Regions from separate parts of the Homo sapiens genome. Here region 1 is linked to region 2. A link is a loop called in an ENCODE intact Hi-C map of the cell type or tissue named here. Cell type or tissue: heart right ventricle. All regions are shown on one strand.

What was found. A loop is a pair of places that touch in the nucleus more often than their neighbours do. Peaks named below come from ENCODE experiments on the same cell type or tissue, not always from the same donor. Only the 100,000 strongest peaks of a DNase experiment are listed, where the experiment ranks them.
Region 1: a loop joins it to region 2, with 1.8 times the contacts of the local background. A loop is called at or near these places in 3 of 110 quality-filtered maps.

What each region holds. Positions count from the first base shown.
Region 1 is chr12:3,671,689-3,679,688 of GRCh38, reverse strand. CRACR2A (calcium release activated channel regulator 2A) reads left to right here. Exons shown (of 20, transcript NM_001144958.2): 6 at 591-774; 7 at 6,097-6,243. Among named protein-coding and RNA genes, the nearest start is that of CRACR2A, 77 kb to the left of the region's middle. In heart right ventricle, no CTCF peak of the experiment used is centred here; no DNase peak of the experiment used is centred here.
Region 2 is chr12:3,337,306-3,345,305 of GRCh38, reverse strand. LINC02827 (long intergenic non-protein coding RNA 2827) reads right to left here. Exons shown (of 5, transcript NR_187483.1): 5 at 6,644-8,000. The region is part of intron 1 of LOC100128253 (a long non-coding RNA gene); the gene reads left to right. Among named protein-coding and RNA genes, the nearest start is that of LINC02417, 27 kb to the left of the region's middle. In heart right ventricle, CTCF peaks have their summits at 2,858 and 3,059 (motif pointing left); a DNase peak (open chromatin) is centred at 3,065; H3K27ac peaks cover 1,348 bases.

The DNA.
Region 1 (8,000 bases), 330 kb before region 2:
AAAAGCCATATATCTGCCTTATGTGTGGGGCCATATAATTTTCTTGTAAGTATCTGATGCCTTTCCTGACCTTCAGGAGCTTCTAATTGACTTGGGAGGATAAGACAGACTGCTGTAACACTGGACAGTATGAGTATGGAGGAAGTACACTGGAAACTGTTAAGGAGCTTGTAGATGTGAAGTCTAGTGATGCTAGCGGGAGGATGACTAGGATGACAATAGGAGCCTCTGCAGTCAGGGTGCTGGAATGCAGTGCAGGGAAAGGCCTTGTTGCTTAAAGAAGAAATCAACGGAGATGCGTTCTAAGCCAGATGTTAAGGGACTGAGAACCACAAAGGAGACACCGTATCCGTCTTACATTCTGCCATTCCCAGATTCTAGCATCACTGATGGGGTGTTTGTGGAAGTGGAAAAGTCACAGAATCTGGAACGTGTCCACGGACCCATGTCCATGGATCTTTGCTGGAGGGGCTTTCCCTTCCCTTTCCTTCTCTCAGATGAACCTTCAATGATTCCTGGCAGGTGAGAAAGCTGAGCTCTTCCTGGATGGGTATGGTCTAATTCGGATCCTTGTGCCCTGCACCCCCCAGGTCACTTCTTCTTCAGCCAGAATAACCCAAGTCAGGAAGATGCAGGTGAACAGGTGGCCCAGCGCCATGAAGAGAAGGTGTATCTGTCCAGAGGGGATGAGGATCTGGGCGACATGGGCGAAGATGAGGAAGCCCAGTTCCGGATGCTGATGGACAGACTTGGAGCCCAAAAGGTGTTGGAAGAGTAAGTGGTGACAGTGATTTGTAGAACGGAGACCAGCCTGGTAGGAACCTCTTCCTGTGTCCATTCAACAATTAACATTTGTTAACCATGTGGTGCTGGTCCCTGCACTGGAATGCAGTGCAGGTAAAGGCCCGCTGGTTCTGCCAGTGGGGGCCTGTCCTTTGTGATGACCTGGCTGTGTGTTGGGCTCTGTCTCTGCTGTTTACATTTTTTTTTCTTTAGGAATCATTCCTATTCTCCTTCTCTCCCACCCCCTCTACCTTCCTCACTCCTGGCCATGCATTATCCCCCAGTCCTTGGCTCAGCCTTGCTCCTCATGAGGCACTCACACATCAGAGGTCTGTACCATGCTCTCAGGGTTTTTCATGGAGTTCTCCCTAAGGCTTCCTATCACCATCAGCTCCCCAGCATCTTTACCTCTCCTGGGTCTCTAGAGCTACGGTGCCTCCCAGCTGCCCCAGCTGTGGGTGCCTTCCTGGCCAAAACCCATCATGTGGAAGCATTTGCACACGGTATCCTCGGCAAACCAGGCTTGTGCAGGAAGCCAAGGTGGGAAATGAAGCAGTTTTTAGCAGGCCACTACTTGGAAAATTGTAGATGGCTGAGATCTCAAACAAAACATAACTACCCCTCCACCATTTTTTTTCCTAAAATGTGCTTTGGAATAGACACAGGGATCTAAGCCCTGACATTGAAGTAAAGTAAAATAAAATAAGGAAAATGTGGTGTTACAGCTAGTAGAAACCAAACAGAGGGCCTGAAAAGCATGTAATACCTTCTGCCCCTTTAGCCTTTGCCTTTGGCCTTTTTGTTTTGGGGTCCTTAGGTCTTGGGTTAGATGTATGTTTCCTGTAGTGTGGGAATGCCCTACTGATTACAGCTGACATTTCCTGAGCTTGGGAAGAGAAGGGGCTAGGGTGGAAAATGATAAAAAGGAGACAAGAGAGAAGAGGCCTATATACGATTTGCAGGCCGAAGCTCTGTGAATTTTTCAGCAAACAATTTGGTAGACTGTGGCAGAACTGGGAAAGGCTGGCGAAAGTGTGTTCCAGGCAAGAAAGGGATAGGCAAGTGCCTGGGGAAGATCCTGGTGGGGGCGCTACACAGGAAGTGGAACTCAAGACCAGCAGCAGTAGCAGGTTTGCTGAAGGCCTGGAAGGGGCTGCAGCAGGTGTCGACCACAGAAGGTGTAGCTGGCAGGTGGAAGGGGCACAGGTGGGTGGGAAGCTCATTAGTCATACACCTGACCCAGCTTCTCCAAGGACAACAGGCCAGAGCACAGAGACCATTCCTGGTGACAGTGTGACACCTCCTCCTGGAGAAGGGGGAAGGAGAAGGCAGTGCAGGTGAGCTGAGGCACCGTAACGGAAGGAAGGGGCCTCTCTGCCCAGCCCTCACTGCAGGGTAGCAGCCTTACTGGCAAGGTTCTCAATTAGAGTCCACCAGACGTGACTCTGAGGACCTATAGTAAGGCAGTGCAGAACTGAGCCAAAATGAGATGTCCCGAAGAAGAGGAGGTTTTGTGGAGGTTTCAAGAGTGGTCTGTAAAAGATGATACACAGAAGATGGTGACCAGCCACTTCCATCCTCACTGAAGTGGGCTTAGATTGCAGCATGAGGGAAACATTCACGGCTGTGAGACCTCAGATAGGGAAATAGAAAAGGCTATGAATATTTGAGGGCTCTTTAAAGATTTTGCTCACCAAAATGATTTGTGTGTTGTTCTGGAAGCAGTGAAATGGATTGATAAACCTCCCAGAATCCTTTCTAGCCTATACTCCCATATCCTCCCAGGAGGGGTGGCCTTGGTGTGTTCTAGAAGTTCGAGACTGGGCATCTGCACTTTGACTTTTCTTGGTGGTCCGATTGGCTAAGCGATTTGGCAGCTTAGTGAGCTTTGGCTTGTTTTTCATCAAAAGTTGAAAGACTTGTCCCTTCTCCAGAAATCTGGGGCAAGTTGTTGTTGCCATGACTAAGTAGTTCAAAGAGTGTTGGAAGAGGAGCAGGTGGGTCTGCAAATCTCACTGGGGACTTGAGCTCAGTTGGCTCCATCAGGAACCTGGCAGGTGTGGACAGACAGACCTGGGCTGGCAAGGTGAACCTTGATTTTACAATGCATTTACTTCATGGTGGCGTGTCTCAGTCCATTTGGTTTGCTGTAATACCTGCCATAGATGTGGTACTTTATATAAATAACCAAAATTTATTTCTGGCAGTTCTGGAAGCTAGGAAGTTCAAGATCAAGGTGCCAGCAGATTTGCTCTCTGATGAGGTCACATTCCCTCATTCACAGACAGTTGTCTTCTCACTGTGTCCTCATATGGCAGGAAGGGTGAATGAGCTTCCTCTGGCCTCTTTTATAAGGGCACTAGTGCCATTCGTGAGGGCTCTGCCTTCATGATCTAATCACCTCTCAAAGTCCTCATCTTCTGGCACCATCATGTTGGGGTTAGGATTTAAACATATGAATTTGTAGGAGATATAAACATTCACACCACAGCAGGGAACAACCTATAACAGGGATGGGAGGTCACCATGGTGTCTCTCTGAGACCCTCTTATCTCTGAACCCTTTGCCACATCTAAATTTTACCTATAGGATGAAATAAGACCCCCACAACATGCTGTGTGTGTGTTGTGGGGCTGGGAGGAATGGAACTCATTCTGAGAAACAGAGAGGTTCCTTACCTCCTTTTCTCCCATTTCCCAGATTCACCCATGACATCCAGTACAGTGCAAGGTTTACAACAGATCATAATAAATACTTGTTGAGTTAATAAGGAAATGGGTGGGTGGATGGATGGATGGATGGATGGTCTAAATAAGTACGCGGATGTTTGGATGGGATAGAAGAAAGAATTGGTGGAAGTGATGGAGCAAGGAAAGGAGGGAGAGAGGGATGAAGTGTTAGAGATGACCAGATAACTGATCAGAGGTGGGCCTATTTCTCAGTGGTCCTCTTCTCTGCTGGGTGCAGAGAGTCATGTCCATTTCCCAAGAGCGTTGCTAGCATGGCACTATTGAATATCCCTTCTGAATAAGGTTTCTAAAATATAATGCTTAATAACGCAAGCACAAAGGATTTTATTCCTTCTCCTGAGGGTTCCTTGTCAGAGCTATCCTCAGATCTTCTGTTTCTGGAATTTAATGGAAGACAAGTCACATTTACGTTTCTGTTTTTGTGGTTTTTGTCTTAAAGTGATTTATTAGTGAGGTACTCCCAGAAGAAACTGGCAAGGGATTTGGGGAAGTGGGACAGGGAAAGGAAGTAAAACAAATAATGGCGTAATTTTAGGAAGAGTCCTGGTTCTCCAGGGGTATTATTTATGTAGTCATAATAGTATAAACATTTATTTAATATCATATTTGGGAGTTAGCATACAGAGTTTTAAAACAATACTAATTATAGAACACAGTGTCAATGGCACTAGTCCCATTTGTGAGGGCTCTGCCTTCATGATCTAATCACCTCTCAAAGGCCTCACCTACTGATGCCATCATGTTGGGGGTTAGGATTTAAACATATGAATTTGTAGGAGATATAAACATTCACACCACAGCAGGGAGCAAGCTGCCACAGGGATGGGAGGTCACCACCCATTTCTCAGTGGGCCTCTTCTCTGCAGGGTGCAGAGAGTAATGTCTATACCACAGGGGCATTGCTAGCATGACACTAACAAATATCACTTCCGAAGAAAATTTCTAAAATATAATGCTTGTTATACAAGCACAGATAATTTTATTCTTTATCCTGAGGATTCCTGGGGAGCCAACAGGAATCTGTTGGTGGCAGATTGTCAAGGTGCAGATGACTGTAATGGACAAGCAAATTTTGGAAAGAGCTCAAGAGAAGTATAGGCATACAGATAACTTTATCCTCATAAAACGAGGGTCATAAGCGATTTTCCATAATCAGGTTAAATTAATTAAATGTGAAATATACATTACATAAAGTCTCAAAGTTTAACAGAGTAAAAAATCAAAATGTAATTATGTTGAAAGGATGGAAGGAGGTGAAGGACTTATATTTTCAATAGCTGGAAACTTGAAAGATTAAGACACAGAGTGAATATTTAAGTAACAAAAGACTTTGAGAAGACAATGAACTGAGCTAGTTATTACATCTTGTTATATAGATGTGAAAAAAGTGTTGGAAAATACATATGTGCCCATTAATTTAAAAAAATCAAAAGCCTGATTGTTTGCGGGATAAGATTTATATTTATTCTCTACTTTGCTAGAATAAAGTTTAATTGATAATTTATAATAAACTAGCCTGTGAAATTTCACTTGAACTCTACTGTTTATTATTATATAACTTTCAAACTTGATGCTATAACACTCTACTGTCTGCTAGCTGTGAGAAATTATTAACTTTTATTGAATTAAAACCTATCCTCTTTCAGATTTATGTTTAACTTAGCTTGATCATTGGCCACAGATTTTTTAGTTTCCCCAGAAAGGGAGAACAGGGTCCACCATGTGTGTCTCCTCCTCATTCCCTCCCTGGGTGTCAGCCTGAGCCCCTGTATCTCTGTCACTGAGCTGTGTACACACGTGCCTCTGTGCCTTTGTCTATTGGCCTCTGGGTCTCCCAAGTCTCTCTCGCCTTGTCTTTCTGTGTGTGCGCATCTTTCAGACTTGCTCCTTCCCTTCTTTTTGCCTGTCAGTCATCCCTAGTGCCACTAGGCCACAGTGGGGTGCTGCATATTCTCTTCCCTTCCTGCAGTGACAATTGCTTTCTGCCATCCATCACATGGCACGTCTTTACCTCTCAGCAGTGAGGACCATCCTTCCTGGGGGCAACGAGCTCTCTGCTTTAGCTCCATAGTGTGTGTCCTTAAACGCACTGGGCTCCTGTCCTCCTGTCTTCTTCCTGGCATTTGGAGATGCACCAGAGCATGTTGCTGTGCACGCCCAGCCCCACGAGCCCGTCGTGAAGGCCACGGGAGAACAGAAGCAGCAGAGCGAGGTGGGGAAGGAGGCCAACACCGGAGTCAGACAGCCCTGAGCTGGACCCCTGACTCCATCAGTGACTGCTGGGTGATCTTAGACAGCTCACTCCACCTCTCTTCACCTGCTTCGTCATCTGTAAATGGGGTAATTGCAGCTCCTGCCTTGTAGGGTTATTGTGAGGACGAAATGAGCTGATATCCTTGAAGCTCCTCACATGCAGCAAGCATTCGGTCCACGTTAGCTACTGTCATCTTTATAATGATTCTGACGGTACTGTTTCTGGCTGTCAGTTTCCTGTCTGGGAACCTCTGTATTTCCCGTGAAGCCTCATCTCCACACTTCCACATGAGCGTCCCTTCTCTTGCAGTGAAAGTGATGTCAAGCAGCTCTGGTTGCAGCTGAAGAAGGAGGAACCTCATTTACTGTCCAACTTTGAAGACTTCCTGACCAGAATCATCTCCCAGCTCCAAGAAGCCCATGAGGAGAAGAATGAACTGGAGTGTGCCCTAAAAAGGTGGGTACCCCAGTGTCAGCCGCTTTCTGTAACTATGTGTGAAAAAGAGAGACACACGGTGCACTTTCTCTTAGATCTTCTGCCAAAACATCGTGCAATGCCTCCTTTTGCTGTCTGCCAAAGTGGGGACCAGGCCCTGTGTCTGTCACGATATATGTATTTTTAAGCTCTCCGTCACCTTTTTAAGCTATATGGTAGGCACTATTCTAAATACTTTTTATACACTAGCTTATTTAGTTCTCACCACAACGCTTTGAAGGAGGGACTGGTTATCATTTTGCACATTTATTATCTGCACATTTTGCAGGCGGAGGGTTGGAAACCCAGAAAGGTTAAGTAGTACACCCCAGAAGGCATAGCTTGTGAACAGTAGAGCCAGGACTGGGAGTGAGCTAGCCAGGTGCCTGTGACCAGAAGAAAAATCACTCTGCTTGCCTCCAGGCAGTAAGACCCCAGCATACTGGGCCATCCCCCAGGGCCAGATCAGCCCACTTTGCAGAGGTGGCGTGTTTGGTAAGGTGACCTATAGCCCTGCTGAATGTCCCTCCTCCTGGCCGCTCTCTCCCGTCACGGCCTCATGTCTCTTCGTCTACCCTATTTGCCTCCAAGACCTCTCCAGGAGACAGGACCAAGCATTGTTAGAAACAACCCAGAGTCCTCCTCACTCACAGCCCTGAAGAAGCTGCTGAAGAACTGAACCAGAGTCAGAACAGGCAGGTATATCACAAAACTGGGGCAAGCCCACTAGACACCAGTCCCTTCATGAGAATTAATGCATGGTTATGGGCACTGTGCTGTTCATAGTCCTTTAACAAACATTTACAGCCATGAGCTCGCATTTTATGAACATGGACTTAGATGTGGTATGACTAGGGATGGTTCATAACCCTGAAGGTGAGGCTACAACACAGGGCTGGGTTTGAGTAGAGCTTGGAAGCATATACAGAGGAGGCCCTGCCCCATGCTTCTGCCATGAAATCTTGTACACACCCAGAGATTTGCTCATTTTCTGTAGGAAGCCTCAACAATCCCTTGGCTATGCAGTTCCACAGACCACCTGCTCCTCCATTCAGATACTTCCAGCAAAGCCTGGAAGGCAGTTTCAGAGTTTGTGCTGAAATAGTCTTAGAGCAAACATGCAGCCTCTAATTGAGCAAGATCACCATGTGTCTTGCTGTGTAGATCATCTATTTACACATTATTCTGAGTCCCGGCTCCTTTTCGTCTTGTGTCTCCCTGACCTTAACTCTAAAAATAACTTGTTGAGGTCCATTGGGTATACACAGATCTGGGGAGAAAGGACTTTTAGGACTCTGCATTATGAGGAAGCTGAGGACAAGTATCACTGGAGGAAACATAGTTTGGCTGGAGAACTGTTAAGAACATTCTGGGGAGAGGCTCCCAAAGCTCAGAGAAGGGAAGGATTAAAGGGTATATTTTTATGTAGCCATTACCTAATTAAGAATCAGACAGAACTGAATTTGATTCTTGAGTCTGCCATTTACTAGCTGTGCAACTTAGGACAAGTTACCTAACCTCTCTGAGTCTCAGCTTCCTTATCTGTAAGATAGGGACAGTATCCATCTCACAGAGTTTTCAGTATTAAATGAAATAATGCATGTAAGTATTTGGAACAGTGCTGGCACATAAGTATTCAATGAATGTCAAAATAATAATTATTAGTATTTTAAATAAGTATCTTTGTTAATCTTAGAGGATTTGTCTGGCTGAAGTGGAGAGTTTGAGCCTGAATATAA
Region 2 (8,000 bases):
GGAGATCGAGACCATCCTGGCTAACATGGTGAAACCCCATCTCTACTAAAAATACAAAAACAAAATTAGCTGGGCGTGGTGGTGGGCGCCTGTAGTCCCAGCTATTTGGGAGGCTGAGGCAGGAGAATGGCGTGAACCCGGGAGGCGGAGCTTGCGGTGAGCCAAGATCGTGCCACTGCACTCCAGCCTGGGTGACAGAGTGAGACTCCATCTCAAAAAAAAAAAAAAAAAAAAGAATACATTGGGTGGGAATTGAACAATGAGAACACTTGGACACAGGGTGGGGAGCTTCACACACCGGGGCCTGTCATGGGAAGGGATAGCATTAGGAGATATACATAATGTAGATGACTAGTTGGTGGGTGCAGCACACCAACATGGCACATGTATACGTATGTAACAAACCTGCACGTTGTGCACATGTACCCTAGAACTTAAAGTATAAAAAAAAAAATACAATGTTATTAACCATACAGAGTCCCGACATGCAATAGATCTCTTGAGCTTATTCCTCCTGTCCAACTGAAATTTTATACCCTTTAACCAACATCTCTTCCCCTCCCCACTTCCCCCCACCACCATTCTACACTCTATTTCTATGGGATCAACTTTTTAGATTCCACGTATGAGTGAGATCATGTGGTATTTGTCTTTCTGTGCCTGGCTTATTTCACTTAACATAAGATGCTACTGTGTATTTATCCAAAGGAAATGAAATTAGTATGTTGAAGAGCTATCTGCATTCCATGTTCATTTCATTACTGTTCACAATAGCCAAGATACAGAATCAACTTAAGCGGCCATCAGGGGATGAACGGGTAAAGAAAATGTGGCATATATATACAATGGAATGCTATTTAGCCTTATAAAAGAAGGGAATCTTGTTGTCTGTGACATGTGGATGAACCTGGAGGACGTTATGTTAAGTGAAATATGCCAGTTTTGTTTGTTTGCTTGTTTGTTTTCAGAAACATCAGGCGCCCCAAAAGCCCTCCCCTGGTATGGGGTGCTCTTCCCTTAGGGAACGGAGAGTCAGGTCCCTCCCAACCTCAGCTTTTGCTAATGGGAGCAGACAAAGAATAAGAGGTTGGTGAGATCCCAGGAGTAGAGAATGTGGGGGAAAGCGGAAAGTCACAACTTAGTGAGGCCAAGTTTGTTCCAGGCCCAGACATGGCTTCCCAGCCCTTCCTGCCCCCGCCGGCCCACCCTGCCCAGCCATGCCGCCAGGCCTTTGCTCACACTGTCCCCTCTCCCTGGGCAGCCCTCCCTCCTTTTCTGCCCGCAGAAACCCTGCCTGTTTTTAAGGACCAAATTAAATGCCCCTTTCTTTTGCCATCCACCCCCACCACCCTCGTCTGGCAGAATCAATGCCTGTCCCTCTGCGCTCCCATCAGGACGGGCCAGCATCTCTGAAAGTGCTCTCCAGTGTCTGGAAGTTGTTTGCATGCATGTGCCCCACCCTCACGACTGCTGTGACCTCCTGAAGGAGCAAGTCCAGTTGTTCCAAGTACCAGCACATAGCACATAGCAGGCACTCAATACATGTTTGTTGAGGGAGTGAAGGATGCAGCTCACCCAGGGCCTCAAAACGCCATGTGTTTATGTATGATCTATACAGCCAGCTCCCACCCCTTGCTCCCCATCACTATTAAAGGACTTGGTCTTGCCCACCAGCCAACACCTGTGGTACCCTGTGCTCCTGGGCACTGGCCCCGGCTGGAGCCTGCCCTGCTCACCAGGACTCCCAGCACATCTGGCCAGCCAGCTGGGCTCTTCCTACACATCCTGCATCTCTGTGCTTTGAGCCTCATCTGCTTGGGAGAGCGGGGGGATGCAGTAGGAGGACAATGATCCTCAAGTCTCACAGCCATGCCATTACACATCCAGCCCTGATGAAAGTCCCCAAAATGCATCAGTTCACCTTCAAGGCATCTGTGGTTGCCTTTCTGAGATGTCCTATGGCATGGATCCTGACAATGACATTCACCGCCCCCGCACCTGCTGGCTGCCCCTGAATCCCACCTTTGTGCTACAGTCAGAACCTCTTCCTGGGGGGAAGGCACCTTGAGGCTCATTGCCGGGCAATCTGGGAGATCTTTATCATTTCAACAGGAACTGTGTCCTAAATGTGAATTTGCATGAGAGGACGGGCCCACCCTCATGTCCCACCCAGTTATGCCTGTTTCAGAGGTGAAGGGTACTTATACTGCAGGCACAGGGACTTTCAGAGTTGGAAGGGACCTTAGAGAACATTGATGCAAAGTGTGGTCCCAAGACCAGCAGCACCTGGGAGCAGTGACTAGCCATCCTGGTTTCCCAGGATTGCCCAGGTTTAACCCTGAACAGCACTCCTGTATCCCAAGAAATCCCTCTGTCCCGGGCAAATGGGGATTATCAGTCACCCTGCCTGGGAGCAAATCCTTCAGGGTCTCACACTAAACCTAATGAATCAGAAACTCTGGGGGTGGGCCCTGAGATCTTCACTTTAACGAGTCCCCCAGGTAATTCTAAGACCTAAGCAGGAGAGCCGCTGCTTTTCCCTGCAGGTGGGAAACCAAACACTCAGGGAGGGAAGTAGCTTGCCTCGCCAAGCACAGGCAGCAAGTAAAGGGCAGAGCCAGAAAGAGGGTCTGGACCCCACTGTGTGGCACCGCTGTCCCCATCTCAGTCCACAAGCTCGGGAAGGTAACCAAATCAGTCAGTCTGTTAAATAAGATGCTGAGAAGCACCCAGGCCAACTGCTGCAGTCCGTGGATGCTGGGCTTTGCCCTGGGGGTCTGGGAAGGTGGAAATAGCCACCTTCAGGGAGGGGTAGAGTCCCCCTGAGCCCTGGAGCATTGGGACAGAGTAGCAGGGGTTTCAGATTCAGGCCACAGCCTGAACAAAGGGCCAAAGGGAGGACACAGATGTGCCTTTTAGAGGCCAAGGAAGAGATCAGCGTCGCGAGGCCAGGGATCTGGGAGGTACGGTCCCTCTCCTTTGTCTTCAGAGGCTTGTCCGTGATTCTGCATCCAGCATTGGTTACACCCGTAGTGGGAGTCTCTGCCTTGCCTGCCCCCTGCTGTCTAGCTGGTGCCCCTCAGGAACACTTCCTTCAATTGGTTCCCAAGCCCAGCTCCCAACTGCTATGAACAGAAATAACACCCACTTAGGAAGGCCAGTCGGCTTCCCAGCAATCATAAGACACTCAAAGCTCAATGAAAAATGATTTGGGGGATTATCCAAAGCCCTGGCCCCTCCATTCGCTGGCAGATAAGCTCACATCAAGTGGCTTATGTTTGCTTTTCTCCTCTCCAGGGGCAGCTGCAGCCATTGCCATGTTCCCCCACCTACCTCCCCTGATATATCACTCTCCAGGGAAAAGGAAATTGGGGTACAATGAGGTCCCAGAGAGGGGAATCCACTGGGACAGTCAGGAGGAGGGCTGGAAGTGGTGGCTGGAGCTCTTCCACTCACCTTCCTTCAGCCCTGTCCCCTTCCCCGGAGGCAGCAGAGTTAAGCAGGCTTTGGAGCCTTTCCCAGTGCACTAGGCATGCCCGAGCCGCCCTCCCTCATCACACAAAAGCACTTCCTTTCCCTGACCTTCTAGCTGCTTCCCTCCCAGCCTTCTCATTTGAAAATATTCACCTCCAGGTCTCCGTTTCCCCTCCCTTCATGGTGCATCCCTATGATCCCCATGTATCCTTCATGGACAAAGGTGAGCCCTTGCTTGGACCTCTTAGCAAGCATGCAGTACTGCAGCCCACCCTGTCCTCCTTGGCTACCTGGACCCCCACTCCCCTGGTTCTCCTTCTACCCCCGCCTCTGTTTCAACTTCCCACCTGGCTGCTTCTTCCTCTGCCCACTCCTGGGGTCTTTCCTCTCCTGCCTCTTCCTGGAGCACACTGCCTGCCTGATGGGGCCTCCCTCTGCGCCAGTCAGGTGTCTGTCCCCTATCTCCATTCCTCCACCATCTCTTTCTCGAACTTAAGCACCACCTTCCTGGGGTCAGCATCACTTTCAGGACATTAATTCAAGTCCCCGAGCTTCACATGTAAGGTCACTCTTGACCTGACCCCACCTAACCTTCAGCTCTCACCCACTCCATGCACACTCTGCACCAGTGGTCTCCAAGGTGGCAACAGACAATATACTGGGATACAGGGAAAACTTACTGAAATCCCTATCCCTCATTATTTTTTAACTTTCAAAACTGCAAAATGAAGTTTTGATGAATACCTGCTATATAAATGGACAATAGTACATGAATAAAAATTATAAATAAGAAATTTGAGGGGGTGTACAGTCAGAAGAGCTCGGCGACCACTGCCTGCCATGGGCCTCTGGTCTTATTGCCCCCACTGCAGTGCCCCTGGCACAAACATGTAGCTTAAAGAAGCTACAAGTTTGTTGTTCTCTAATGTAAACTAAGTCTGGAGGTAAGCAGCTCAGGGATGAACGGCAGCTCTGAAACCATCTGAGACCCAGAATCTTTGAACTAATTGTTACTCCTTTTCAACCCATAGTTTTCAGCTCACGGTTCAATAGAGCTGCTTCAGCTCCAGCCACAACATCAGCATTCCAACCAACAGGAAGAAGGAAAGGGTGAAGAGAGACATGCCCCCACCACTCTAAAGATACTTCTGGCTGGGTGCGGTGGCTCATGCCTGTAATCCCAGCACTTTGGGAGGCCGAGGCGGGTGGATCACCTGAGGTTAGGACTTTGAGACCAGCCTGACCAACATAGAGAAACCCCGTTTCTACTAAAAATACAAAAAATTAGCCGGGTGTGTTGGTGCATGCCTGTAATCCCAGCTACTCGGGAAGCTGAGACAAGAGAATCGATTGAACCTGGGAGGCAGAGATTGCGGTGAGCCAAGATTGCGCCATTGCACTCCAGCCTGGGCAACAAGAGCGAAATGAAACTCTGTCTCAGAAAAAATATATATATATATACTTCTAACTGTTAAAAGACAGATAATGACATTATTAGCGATAAAGGGATTAATCCGCCAGAATAATATCTTAACTCCAAATCTGTTTGTACTCCATAAAATATCTGCAAAACATACGAAGCAAAATTTAAGAGACTTAAATAAGGTATAGACAAATTCACACTTGTAGGGAGAGCCTGTAACAGGCATCTTTCAATAGCCAATAGACCAATCAGACACCAGATCAGTAAGGATACAGAAGATGTGAAAAGCGCAATTAACAAATTTGACCTAATCGACACATACAGAATTCTGTACTCTACAATGACAGGATGTACATTCTTTGTAAATGAACATGAAACAGATACCAAAAAACGATCCTTCTAAAAAGCCGCATATACCATTTCTGCTTACATACCGCTCTCCGGCAAACAGGGAATCCTGGCTATGCCTAGCCGGAAGAGAGGCTGGGAAATGTCTTTTGCTCCAGGTGACCAAGTACCCAATTAAAATGGAGATGCTCTATTCCCAATGAAAAAGGGGAGAACAAATATTAGGGAAACCATCAGTCTCTGCCCCCCACCCCTTCCTGCCTTGCCCTGGGTTCTCTGGTCCTGAGAGTACTGCACAGTGGGTATGAGGGAAACCATCAGTCTCTGCCCCCCACCCCTTCCTGCCTTGCCCTGGGTTCCCTGGTCCTGAGAGTACTGCACAGTGGGTAAGAGCTTGAGGCCAGAGCCAGGGATTCCTCATTCAACTCTGGCTTTGCCATTTACTTGCTGTGTGACTTTGGACAAGTTATTTAACCTGTGTGAACCTCGGTTATATTGCAAAATGGGACTAGCCCTACTTCATAGGGGTATTGGAAAGAGGCACCAGAATAATGCACGTAAAGCACTTAGGTCTGCATCTGGCACGCGAAAGTGTTCCATAAATGTGACCTGCACAGAGAGGTTAAGTAACTTGCCCAAGGTCACACAGCCAGTAAAATGGCAAGGCTAGCTTTGAGATCCAGGCATCCGGCTCCAAGTTTCTTTGGGGCCTTTGCCACTCCCAGCACAGGGACCCAAGTGTGGTGGGATATTACAGGAGATGGAGCCTTGAATAGTGGGGGATAGAAAACTGCAACCATCGATTACAGACTTCTAGAGAAGTCATTTTAAGATGTGCGTTTTAGCTCCGATGGGTAAATTTCCTCATTCTGTCTGCAAAAGATTGAATTAAGTGAGCCCCAAGGTTTCCCCTTAACCCTGACATTCTGTGGTTCTATCTTCTCTACCAATAATGGCTAAAATTTTACCATTAGAATTACGTTTTTCTTTGTTAAGTCCTATCTTCTGCCTGAAGTCCTTTTTAAAAAATACAATTTTCCTTTCAGGGGCCCTGACCCCTTGGTTTGAGTGAGTGAATCGTGCCCCTCTGCTGCAGATCGAGAGAAGGTTCTGTGTTAGGAGTCTAGTGGGCCCTGGCTGGGAGGGGAGGGACGTGCAGAGGGAGGGAAACTGCAGACAGTAGCGCCCAGGCCCCCACAAATCCCTCAGCTTACTAAAAACCCATGGCACCCAGAGGACGCTGCACCCAGTCTCTTGTCAGGGCCGACTGCAGAATGACCTCCAAACACCTTCTGCTCGATTGCCTGGCCACCCCCATCCATCGCCATTCTTGACAGGCTTCCTTTTTTTCTCCTATATCTCTTCCACCACCCTATCTCTCAAACTAAATTGAAGAAAAATGGGTTTTGTCTTTTTTTAATGAGAAGACTAACAGTCTTAAATTACCTTCTTCAAGGTCTGCAAATAGAAATCCCAAATAAGACAGCCACCTTTTCTTTTCTCTCCTCTTCTCTCCCTGTCTCCATGAGCCCATAAGCTTGAAATAAAAGGCAGAGCAGTGGCTCAGGGAAGTAATTTGGGCTTTGGCCCAGCACCAGCCAAAGAGGCAAGAGCAAGCGGGGAGGAGGGCCTGATGGGGGGTTGGGAATGATAGAGGAAGAGAAGGTCATGGGCAAAACCAATGCCTCATTGCGTATGGTTCTGAAATAAAAGAGCTTCCCAAAATGGGGACAATTTCTTAAAGAGCAACTACTCTGTGAGTGTGCAGGTGCCCAGGGGTACAAGTAGGTCCAGGTGAAGAGGAAACCATAGAGGCTTCAGACTTACTGAGGTTCAGACTGACTAAGAAGCAAATGCGATTACTGAGTACAGTGGGCCTTCTCTGCCTTTATCACCAATGTTGACTTTCCCTAGAAAGTCCATTGACGGGTGTCCGGACAAGAGACAGAGCATGGTGCTGGGGCAAAGAGTGGAGTTTTAGGATTGGGGTCGTAGGTTCTAGTACCAGCTCTATGGCATGTAATAATAAAAGCTAACATTAAATACTTACTATGTGCCAAGGACTATGCTAAACACGTCACATAGATTATCCCATTCAATCTTCAAAACAACCCTGTGATGTAGGTATCATTATCCCCATTTACAGATGAGAACACTGAGAGATGGGAAGTCATGTCACTTGCCCAAAGTGTCACACACCTTGTGACAGATCAGGGTTTGAACCCAAGGAGTTAAGACTCCAGAGGCTCTTAGACTTCTTCTGCCAAACAGTCTGGGCCTGTCTGGACCTGCTTCCTCATCTGGGAAGTCAAGGGGTGTAGAGGCCAGGTAAGGTAGAATGGGTCATCATTGAGGTCTTTCCGGCACAGATGCTCTGATATGGGACTCCTGCCACACCTGTGGATGTGCAGTACAGGTTTCCACTGCAAAGCAGCCATGCTGAACGTGTGTGTGTGTGTGAGAGAGAGAGAGAGAGAGAGAGAAAGAGTGTGTGTCTATGACAGATAAACTTGTGTCCTGCAACCCTGATGAGACAGGGAAAGAGAATAAGAACACAACAAGGCCAGGGAAATCTGTGGAAGATTTGTGGGTTAGACCTTTGTCAAGAGAACAAAACCGGCACCTGAAGGTCTGGAAAATTCTGCCCAAATTCACCTCCACTAAGGCATCCAGTAGCCTTTGCGATTCCCTGATCTTTACTCTATGCTGCACACCCACAGCCTCAAAGATCCCTGGCAAGACAGGCAAATAAGCC